Regions from separate parts of the Mus musculus genome. Here region 2 is linked to region 1. A link is a contact called in ENCODE Hi-C or POLR2A ChIA-PET data. All regions are on one chromosome and are shown on one strand. Each heading gives the region's core, a stretch centred on a gene start or an enhancer-like site at or near the end of the contact. The rest is flanking DNA. Distances are from core to core; before and after follow the strand shown.

Region 1 (5,609 bases), core at 662-3,161:
AATAAATCTTTAAAAAAAAACTTTAAAAAGATAGGGAAGTCACTAACCCTTCCTGGCCCCATTGGACATGGTTCATTATGGACCCTATTTTACAGCTAGGGAAATTGAGACACTTGGTATCCAATGTATTTTTTACTCAGCATGGAATAGTTTGTGACATTAAGTACAGTAGGTAATCAACACTGTCAATAAGAGAAATAAGCATCATGGGAATGGGGCTTAGAGAAAAGCTCATCTTCTCTAGCATGCAAAACACCCAGATTCCATCCCCACCACCACATAAGCCTTTGGGAAATAAAGTCAGGAGATCAAAAGTTCAAATTTAGCCTTGGGTACATAGCTATTCAGAAAGTAGTCTGGGCTAAGACCCAGTCATAAAAATAAACAACTACTAAGATCAGTATACATTTAAGTAAAGTAAATATGGCTAGTGAAATGGCTCATCGAGTGAATTACTTTCCCCGTAAGCCTCAGGTGAAAAAAAAATGAGTGGTGGGCTCCACAAAGCTGTCCTCTGATTTCTACACACGCTGTAGCATGTGCGTGCATGCCCACACATAGCACGCAGATTTGTTTTGTTTTGTTTTGTTTTTGTTTTTCGAGGCAGGGTTTCTCTGTATAGCCTTGGCTGTCCTGGAACTCACTCTGTAGACCGGGCTGGCTTCGAACTCAGAAATCTGCCTGCCTCTGCCTCCCAAGTGCTGGGATTAAAGGCGTGAGCCACCACTGCCCGGCAGCACACAGATTTTTAAGGCAGGGCACGGTGGCACACATGTTTGATCCAGAGCTGGGGAGACAGAGGCAAGAGTACATCTGTGAGTTCGAAGCCAGTCTGGTCTATATAAGGAGTTGTCCCCACCCCCCACTCACCAGTGAGGACAGCAGAGTGAGACCCTGTCTCCAAATAAAATTAAGAATAATTAAAATGGCTGGGCAGTGATGGCGCACGCCTTTAATCCCAGCACTTGGGAGGCAGAGGCAGGCGGATTTCTGAGGTCCAGGCCAGCCTGGTCCACAGAGTGAGTTCCAGGACAGCCAGGGCTACACAGAGAAACCCTGTCTCAAAAAAACAACAACAAAAAGAATAATTAAAATGCAAAATGTCAAAGTATAAAGGTGCTGTAAGTATAAAGTGAAAATATGTAATGTATTATAGACAACAAAAAAAGAAAAAAATTTTAAATAATGAAAGTAAACAAGTGAGCTCTGTCCCGCCCCCTTCTCAGCCCTGACCTTTCTTGATCACCGCCCCTTCCTCTGCCAACTCCTGGCGGGAGTTTGCTGAGTTCTGTGGAACTTGTCTTCATGTCCAGCCATTGGTCGAGCTATAGCCAATGGGCTTCATAGTTGCACTGATGCCCTTTTGGAAGGCTGTCGTTAATCCGTCTTCTACGCTGATTGGTTGTTTATATTTCGTCTGGCCGAGTCCAAAGGCCTGTTCAGTACTGTTATGTATGTTCCGGCCTCGCTAGGCCCCGCCCCATCACTGCTTGTCATTAGTTTCAGTCTTCCTTTCACCCACAGGCCACTGCCTCATGCAGCTCTTAAGCCACGCCCCTGTCAAGCCCCTGTCCGTTTTGCGTCTAATTCGTCTAATGCCCTTCACCCCGCCCCACATCCTGACTGCGAGCCACGCCCCTGAGCGATCCCCAACCTAAGCCCCGCCCATCATTCCTCTCTAGGCTCCACCCAGTAGCCGCTTAAACCTTTCGTCTTTTACCTCCGACACCCTCCGCCCCACCCACTGGCTCCTAGTCCACGCCCTTGGCTTCTGCTCCGTTATCCAATCCCGTTAACTAGCTCTGATCCAACCCCTCCCTTTATTGGCCCGCGCGCGTCTCTGTGGTCATGAGCGACGGCGACGGCGGCCCCTAGCCAAGGGAGGGCGGGACTTCCGGTCGTGCTGAACCCAATAAGTAGACGCCGGCCGGCGGCCCGTGCGGACGCCTCCGCCCCTCAGGCGTCCGACTCCCGCCTCTGACTTCGCCTCTCACCGCCGTTGCTGCTTCCCGCGGCCTGGGCCTCCGCCGACAGCATGCCGCACGCCTTCAAGCCCGGGGACTTGGTGTTTGCCAAGATGAAGGGCTACCCGCACTGGCCGGCCCGGGTGAGGCCGCGCGTGGAGTGGACGGGCCCGGCGGAGTTGGCGGCCCCGAGCAGAGGGGCCGCGGGCGGGCGGGCGGGCGGGCGCGCGCGGGGAGGCTGGAATGGAGGCTGAGGAGAGGTTGGGGCTGCTGGCTCAGGTGACTGCACTGTGGTTTTCTGGAGTTGAGGAATCTCCTTCCTCCGGGACCACAGTGCCTGGGGTCTGGTGCGTCTTCGGGGAGGTCCCTGGTCTGAGGGACTTGTGTTCCGCTGTTCCGGATCCTGGCTCTGACCCGTGGTCCTTTGGAATTGAGGTGTGGCAATGTTTTGGTCTGAGTAACCTGCATGGTGAGGTCCTGAGTCTCAGAGACCCACAGTCCTGCAGAGAACGGCCGTGGTGCTAGCCTTGACCTCCTCCGGAACCTGTGTCACTTGGTTTGGTGTCCAGGGCCTGAGAGACCAATGTACCAGAGGTCAGAAATGCGTTTAGGGGATCCCAGGGTCGTGGAGCCTGAGGGATGTAGTGGGGCTCAAAGGGTACATGGGCACGTTGGGATTGGAGTGGAAGGGTCAAATGATGGGAAGAGTCTCTTCCAGAGAGGCTGCGCGTGATGGATGGGGGAGCGGGATACAGCGGAAGGAAAGGGACCTTATCTCTATGACCTAAATGAGGGCAAGGGTTGGAAGAAAGCTTTTCTGGGGACCTGGAGTCCGGCCCTTAAAGGGATTCAGTGGGCTGTATGTAGCTTACCTGAGAACAGGCAGCTTCAAGCTGGAGGTAGGAGGCTTTGAGGTTTCCTGTTTGAGAAAGCTGGAGTCAAGCAGTGTAGATTTTTAGAGCCTGGGTGCGCAGGTGGTAGAATTCTGGCCCTGGCAAAAATTGGCACATACACGGAGACCCAAAGGCTTCTGCTGCCCCCAGGACTTGGGACAGAGATCACTCCAGGGCTGAAGTTAGCTGCATCCATGTGTCAGGACTGAAGGAATTTTTGTTGTGCAGATGGTGGCTAGCGTTGCAAGTCCTGGTGCACATGTTCAGTTGCATAGAAACAGAGTTTTGTTGCCTCTAGGTCTTAGTACAGAGGCTAGATTGGCTGTGTCTGCATGGGGGTGGGAATGGAAGACCATACGGCAGGGAGTTACCATGGGGATGCCAAAGAGCAAGCTCAACAGGAACCAGCCCAGGAGGTAACTCCTAGAGGTCAGGACCAGAGGGCCCCATAAGTTCCTGAGGTGTGGGACCGTTGGGAGAAGCAGCCTGGCAGGGCTCGGCAGGGCAGGTTTGAGGATGCTTCTGCATCTGGTATCCTGCATCCAGCCACCAGGGACCAGAGTTTGAGGAGCAGGCTAGGGAGGATCCAGCCATCCCCCGGCGTTGATGAGGTGGGTGGCTAAACACTGGGAAATCCCACTGTGAGTGGGGTGACTGGGGAGCAAAACTTTACATTGGCCACTGCCCTCACTAGTCTACCTCTGCTCTCTATGAAGCTCTTGTCCCTTCCCCCTTCCCAGCCTTCTCCAGCACTGAGAGAACAGTTCCAAGCACCTGATTGGAGGGGAAGGGGCTACTAGCATCCTGTGGGAAGGTGACTGACAGCTGCTGGAACCCATGGGCTTTCACAAAGAGGGTGGGACTTCCGGGTTGCTCTGGGCCTGGCTCCTTCAGCACTCCACCTCATTCCCCCAAATCTCCATCCCTGTTGCTGCCAGATTTACCTCTGGGACAAGAACAGACTGGGCCTTTTTTCCAGGAGGGGCAGTCATTGGCTAGTCCCGGGAGTGGGGAGAAGCTGAACCTAGGCCCACCCCAGGGGCTTCAGGGGACTATACTGGACCTGGCTCGGCCTAAGTACCTGTATGGGGGCCCAGCTTTCTTCTTGGTGGAAAGATAATCACTGTGGGTAGCAGACAGGTTAGTAGGATGCACATAAGTGTGCAGGTTTCATAGCCAGGCATGGTTGTACTTACCTTCAATCCCAATCCCCATTGCTGAGGAGACAGAGACAAGTACCAGGCCACCTTTGTCTACATAGTTTGAGGACAGCCAGGCTACATAGTGAGACTGTCTAAAAGGAAAAACATTAATTCCAAATTAAGGGGCTAAGGAGATAATGTATAGCTTAGTGGACCTGAGTTCAGATCTCTAGACTTGTGTTTGGAAGGTGCTGTGTCTTCCCATGGTGTGCCTCCCCCCACCCCAAACCCCCCTAAGTAACTGGATGGTAACTGGGTCTGGATAAAGCTGCCTCTTGGCCTACACCTGAAGCCCTCTGACCAGCCTGCCTCACACTACAGATTGATGACATTGCTGATGGTGCCGTGAAGCCCCCACCCAACAAATACCCCATCTTCTTCTTTGGAACGCATGAAACGTAAGTGTCCCCTCCAGGTTTTCAGTGTTCACCCACAGACTGGCTTTTTTCCCAGGGTGACCTGGCTCACCTGGAACTGGCCTATGGTTCTTACCTCCAGGGCCTTCCTGGGACCCAAGGACCTGTTCCCCTATGATAAGTGCAAGGACAAGTACGGAAAGCCCAACAAGAGGAAAGGCTTCAATGAGGGGCTCTGGGAGATCCAGAACAACCCCCATGCCAGCTACAGTGCGCCTCCGGTGAGTGCCTGGGAACAAGTGGGCAGTGGAGCATCTATAGGCTCCCAGGAGCAGGGGCTTCCTCAGAAACTTCCAGGATGGTTTCTCAGTACTGTAGATCGGATCTTTCTTTGGGGTGTATTGCTGGGCTTTACAGAATGCTTAGCAGAGTCGTAGGTCTGCTTACTCCACTCCAGGGACACCCCAGGTCATTTTACCACATGTGTGTATAGATATCACCCAGTGCCCACTAGGTGGGGACCACCATCTAAAGATGAGCCTGGATTCTGAACAGGGTGTTGCAAGTCTGGAAGATGCCTCTCAAAAGTGAAAGGCTTGCTATACTAGCACCCTCCTCTGTCTGGGACTCTCAGCTGAGGATTGGGTATAGTAAGCAGTTGTTTGTGAATGTGAGAACTCCTGGTCAGAGAGAAGAAATAATGCCAAGAGCCTGTCTGGAAATTTCTGGGGAGAGAAGAAATTTAGAAAAGTTGAAGAGAGGGGCTGGTGAGACTCAGCAGATGCTTGCCCTCCATTCCTGATGACGTGAACACCTTCCCCAGTACTCACATGGTGGGAAGGGAGCTGTCTCCTGTATGTTACTCTCTGGCCTCCCTCCACACACGCCCACACTAAACAAATATAATTTCTAAAGTTTAAAATTAGAAAGTGAAATCAATAGAAAACCACTGTGGAAGGCTGGAGAGAGCTGCCTATGTGGATATTCTAGAGTGAGATGAGAGTGGAGGGTATAAGGCTGGGTAGGGTCCTTCGCTCTGTTTTTACTCCTGCTTTGGGGAGCTAGTGGTGTTTTGTATGGTGTATGCATATCCATATGTATGCGTTTTTTTTTGCAGGCTGGAGGTTGACATCAGTGTCTTCCTTGATCCCTCCCCCACCTTATATATTGAGCCATAGTCTCTCATGAACCCCT
Region 2 (5,518 bases), core at 2,221-4,720, 38 kb after region 1:
CCCGCCCTCAGCGATAGCCCCCCCCCCCTCACACCCCTAACTCCTGATCTGCAACAAAGATGGTTGCTCACCAGCTCCAGCGTTTCCTGCAGCTGGGCCAGCATCTCCTGGGTACGGTGTTTGCTCTGCCTCAGTTTCCCCAAAGAGTGTTCATAGGCGAGATGGCGGAGGCGTGCCGATAGGGACCCCAGACGCACAAAGTAGCCCTGTTGCTGCCTCTGCTCCTCCACTGTGCCCACTTCTGGGCCCTCGGCCTCAGCTGCCAGGACTGCTAAGGATGAGAAAGGCAGGAGTTCAGCATGGCCGCGGCCTGCACTTCTGCCACTCATCATTCCAGAGTAGCACCCAGGTTCCCAGATATACAACATCGACCCCTTTAACCTTCCCCAAACCCTATGAAGTGTAGTTTACTTCTGTTAACTTTGTTTTGAAACATGTAGCCTCCAACTCCAATTTTGGAGGTTGACCTTGAACTCCTGACCATCCTGTCTCTACCTCTGAGTGCTGGGGTGACAGGCGTGTGCTGCCACACAGAGTTTATGGGATGCTAGGGATTGGACCAAGTCTTTGTGATTGCTAGGCAAGTAGCCCCATCCCTGGCCCCTATACTGTAAAGATGAGGGAAAGGGGTAGGGTATGTTGGCATCTGGCCAGCAAGATAGGTCAGTGATGACTAAAGTTCAGTGTCATGGTAGAAGGAGAGAACCAACTCTCAAAGATATTATCTTAAGTCCCTGTGCCTGCTATGGCACACATGTGTGCACACAAGCACGCGTGCTCGCGCACACACACACACACACAGAGTTTTTTTTTTAACTTAAATATCTTAGCATGCCAGAGGCAGACCTAGGATTCAAACCCAGGCCTGATTCTACCAAATAGCCTCTTAAAAATTAGATCATAGCAAGGCCCAGTGGTGCACACCTATCATTTCAGCACACAGGAAGCTGAGATAGGAGGATGGCCATGAGTTTGGGGCCAGCCTGGCCTACAAAGGGAAACTCTGTTTCAAAACAATAAAATTACAGGAAATGAATAGAACATCCCCAAGCCTAATAAAACAGTTTTCAGGGCCACCCGTTTGAGACTGGTTCATCATATGCAAAAGCCCCATGTGTCTTTGGGGTTGAGAGTGTCTGACTTTCTGGGGTGCATAGTGGAGGGAGAAATCCAACCTGGGTTTGAGTTCCAGGTTTCCCTGGGCTGGGATGGGCTGTACTATACTGTGCAGCCTTGGGCAAGCCCCAAACCTCTCTGATCAGTACCTAGCTCAGCCTCAGTCATGGGCAGGAAGCGGTCCACCAGCTTCTCCGACTTGCCCAGCACCATGTCCATGGCTTGACTCATGGAGCGCCTCAGCTCCCCACTCCAACGCCGGCCCCTTTGGGCCAGGTCCACCATGCCTGTGACACTTTTGGCCACTGTATCCTTGGCTGATGTCACCACCTGCAGGAAAAATGGGGTCACTCTGGATGCTGTGGGCTAGTGACTCTGTTTACCCCTAACAGTCCTTGAGAAGAAATCTCAAAGATCTCTGAACCTTAGTTCTGTGCTTCAGTTTCCCTCCATTAAATAGACAGCCCTAAAGCCCTCCCCCTCTGGGCAGCCAGAGCCAATGCCCAACCTATTTGATACATCATACATGCCTGATTCCCTCCAAGTTCTCACTCTCCCTCACTCTTCACCCTAAGGGGTGCCCCAAAGGCCTGGTCATCTCTAGTACCATGTCTGATGGCTGCTGCAGGAAGGGCAGCTTCTCTTCCAATTTGTCTAGTCCCCTGCAGGCAAGATCATTCACTGTGGCCACTGAAGAGAGAGGGAGAGCAGTGGGCAGGTGTGAAGCTTTCTGACAGGAGGGACATGGCAGAGAAGGTGAGACCACAGGGGATCTGTGGCATTCTAGCAATTGAGCCCAGTTTCTCCCATCCTCTGCTGGGTCTCTCAGTTCAACCGGACTCAGAGTCTTGGGAACAACAGAAAAGTTGGGAGCCCACAGGGAACTACTTCTTCAGTCACACAGTCAGTCAAGGGTTTCTTGTCAAGTCAGGTGGGAGCTCTGAACCAGTGACCTGACCTTAGGAGACAAGGATGACCCCGAAGGTTGGAAAGGGCAGGGGGGTGGACAGAATTAGGGACCTAGAGAGGACCCAAGAAGGGATTTGGACTCACTACGTGTGGAGTCGATCCCAGCACAGCATAAACCGTGTGGTGGTGCATCATCCCAGCACTCAGAAGGCTGAGGCAGGAGGATTGCTGAGCATTTCAGGCCAATCTGGGCTACAGAGCAAAACCCTAACTCAGAAATTTTTTAAAAAGAGAGGTGTGGGGAAGCATTTGTGAATGGGCCTGGGAGGGACACCTGGTTCTGAAGATAGCAGAGACTGACTACAGACCAAGGTGGTAGGGACTATGGTAGGGACTTAGACTCACACTGGGGCTGCAGGTGCTCCAGCAGTGGCTGTGCGTGGTCCAGGGCACAGGTAGTCACACTACACACACAGTGCTCAGCAAGGCGGCAGGCGGAGCCCAGCAGCGGGTGCCTGTCCTTGGCCGAGTTGTAAGCACTGGACACGGCAGTGCACGTGGCCTTGACCAGGGGCAAAGCCACCACTCGATTCACCACATTCTGCAGAGAACAGTTACATCAGGGCACAGCCATACCCCGATTCCCTTCATTGTGCTAGGCTGGGGGACACAAAGCAGGTCGCCTACCAAAGGCTGCAGCATGCAGCACACACACAGCAACAGGGCAACTTCTGGACCTACAGATGAGGCCAGGGCGGGAAGGGGGGCTGTTTGGGTGACCTGCACACAGGTCTGGAGAAAGACCTGACTGCTTGGGGCCTTAGTTTCCCCACAGGTGTAATTGTACCCTAAGTTTGATGCTATCACTGTAGTGACTACAATAGGTGACACCTGGAGCTATGAGAAGGGACTGGACCTTGGTCGGGCAGGGACCCAGCCACGAACCCCCCAGCCCCCTGCTGTCGTCCTTCTTTACCTGCTGGTCCAGTTCTCCCAGGCTGGATCCAGGGTCCTGAGCTGTCTGATCACCGGACATTCTGGGGGGAGGGGGGGGTAAGACACAGAAAGAGAGGGAAACCCTGAGAGTCAGCCCTGTGGAGTATTCTGGGGTCCATCAGCAAGGCATGTACAAGGCCCAACACACAGAAGGTATACAATGAAAAATCTATGACTTTGTGGGAGGACAGGCGTGGGCCCTGGTGGGACGAGGATGAGTTCAAATGTCATTACCTGCTGTGTGGCGCTAGGGTGGTGTCTTCACCTCTCTGGTCCATTTCCAGTAGGGACAGACCCGCACACCAGCCCCCGTTGCAGAGGTGGGGGCAGCGGTCAGAGAATCAGATCCCTTTGACGGGCAGGAAAGTTGAGGCAAAGATTGCACGTGGAGCTCCGAGGTCACCCTCAGCTGTCCACGGTGACAGGGACGCTGACCTCAGGGCTCATGCCCTATGTATCCCCACCATGGCCGTCCCACTGTCCTCTGCGCCTGGGCCCCGCCCAACTGGGTCCTGGGCCCGGGCCCACTGGGCCAAGGGTCCTGCCACCTGCTGTGCCTGTGGCTCCTCGCATTCACCCCCGCCACTTCCACCCTGCCGAGTTTGGGTCAGGGCCATCCCTACCCCACCCTCTACCCTCGCCTGCGCCCTCACCTGGGTGCAGAGCTCAGATCCCGCGTGTATCCGCCCCCCGGCGCTCCCACCTGAGTCAGCCCTCCGTCCTTATAGCAGGTCTGGGTGGGGCCTCCGCACGCGAGCCAATGAGGCGCCGCCGGGGGTGGATCTGGAGCTTCCCCGCCCCCCACAGGCGCCATGGTTGCCATAGCGGCTCAGGGACGCTGAATCCTGGTCCAGTCACCATGGCTGACCTCAGACTAGGACTGAGGACTTTCTTTTTGTTGTTGTTGTTTGTTTGTTTGATTGGTTGGTTGGTTGGTTGGTTGGTTTTTGGTTGGTTGGTTGGTTGGTTTTTTCGAGACAGGGTTTCTCTGTATCGCTCTGGCTGTCCTGGAACTCACTCTGTAGACCGAACAGGCTGGCCTCGAACTCAGAAATCCGCCCGGCGACTGAGGACTTTTCTTCTTCTTTCTCCTTCTCCTTCTCCTTCTCCTTCTCCTTCTCCTTCTCCTTCTCCTCTTTTTTCTCCTCCTCCTTTTTTCTCCTCCTCCTCCTCCTTCTTCTTTTGTTGTTTTTTTTTTGTTTTGTTTTGTTTTGTTTTTTGTGACAGGTTTTCTCTGGCTATCCTGGAACTCATTTTGTAGATCAGGTTGGCCTCGAACTCAGAAATCCACCTTGCCTCTGCCTCCCAAGTGCTGGGATTAAAGGCATGAGCCACCACGCCCGGCGACTTTCTCATTCTTCAGTCTTTTCCGTTTGTTTTGTTTGATTCAGACTCTCTCTCTGTAGTCAAGACTTGACCAGAACTCACTATATAGCCCAGGATAGCCTCAAAGTAACCACATAGCCAAGGATGACCTTGAACGCACCACCCAGTGGCTAAGACAACAGATGTGCCACACCACACATGTTTATGTGGTGCTGGGCGTGAACCCAGATCTGTGGGTGCTCGGCTGACTGCCTTCTGAGGCCCACTTCCTTTGTTATTATTATTATTACGTCTATGTGTCCTGGTGTTTTGTTGATATGTTCCATCTGTCATGATCCACAGATGCCTGATCCCCACAGAGGCCAGTAAAGTTGACAGACCCCCTGTGACTGGAGTAACATGTGACCTTGAGCTATCATGTGGATGCTGGGACTGGAACTCCAGCCTGAGCTGTTAAGCCATGGGTGGTCTCTCTGGCCTCCATCTTATTTTTAATCTGCTGTTTAATCCTGAGAGCTGTTAAGCCTGTCAGTTCTGACCCCATTTTACAGATCAGCAAACTGAGACCCAAGTTTTAACCCACTCTCCCCAGCTCCCTCTGCAGGACTGGGGTGAGAAGCCTAGTTTTGCCCAGTCATATGCTTGTCACCCAGAGCCACAAGGTGGAGACAGGAGAATCATGAGCTCAAATCACCCTAGGCTTATAGCAAATTTGAGGCCAGCCTGGGCAATATGAAACCGGGCCTTTAAAAAAAAAATCCACACCCCTGCCTCTCAATGGGCAGAGTCCCTCTGTCTAGGGGGTGAAAAAAACTAAAGCTGGGTTGTGATGCAGGACTTTAATCCCAGCACTCAGGAGGTAGAGGCAGGAGGACCTCTGACTTTGAGACCAGCCAGCTTACAGAGCAAGTTCCAGGAGAGTCAGGGCTATACAGTGGGAAGGATCTGGAGAGCAGTCACTGTCAGTAAAGTGCTTATCACTTATCATGTAAGCCGGAAGACCTCAATTTGACACATTTGTCATGTGTGACACTGGCTCATGTGTGTGACCTCAGCTCTGGGAGGCAGAGGCAGAGAAAGAGGCAGAAAGATCCCGAGGCTCTCAGCTGGCCAGTCAGAGATTTTTTATTTATTTATTTTCCCGAGACAGGGTTTCTCTGTGTAGCCCTGG

The links. Hi-C counts contacts between places; a loop is a spot of excess contacts on that map. ChIA-PET counts read pairs that join two places held with the same protein, here RNA polymerase II (POLR2A).
Region 2: a loop to region 1 is called in a map of CH12.LX, with 2.4 times the contacts of the local background. The contact joins the promoter of Plin5 here to the promoter of Hdgfl2 in region 1. A Hi-C loop is called at or near these places in 1 of 37 maps with a recorded cell type or tissue (CH12.LX). POLR2A ChIA-PET finds 5 or more read pairs at or near these places in 4 of 5 experiments (Patski and embryonic stem cell).

Annotation. Positions count from the first base shown.
Region 1 is chr17:56,077,720-56,083,328 of GRCm38, forward strand. It overlaps Hdgfl2 (HDGF like 2), which reads left to right and starts at 1,912. Exons shown (of 16, transcript NM_008233.4): 1 at 1,912-2,107; 2 at 4,381-4,457; 3 at 4,558-4,696. The coding sequence starts at 2,036. It also overlaps a transcript of Ubxn6 not described here.
Region 2 is chr17:56,113,828-56,119,345 of GRCm38, forward strand. Plin5 (perilipin 5) reads right to left here and starts at 3,471. Exons shown (of 8, transcript NM_001077348.1): 1 at 3,256-3,471; 2 at 3,002-3,062; 3 at 2,431-2,626; 4 at 1,724-1,806; 5 at 1,266-1,446; 6 at 72-271. The coding sequence starts at 3,299.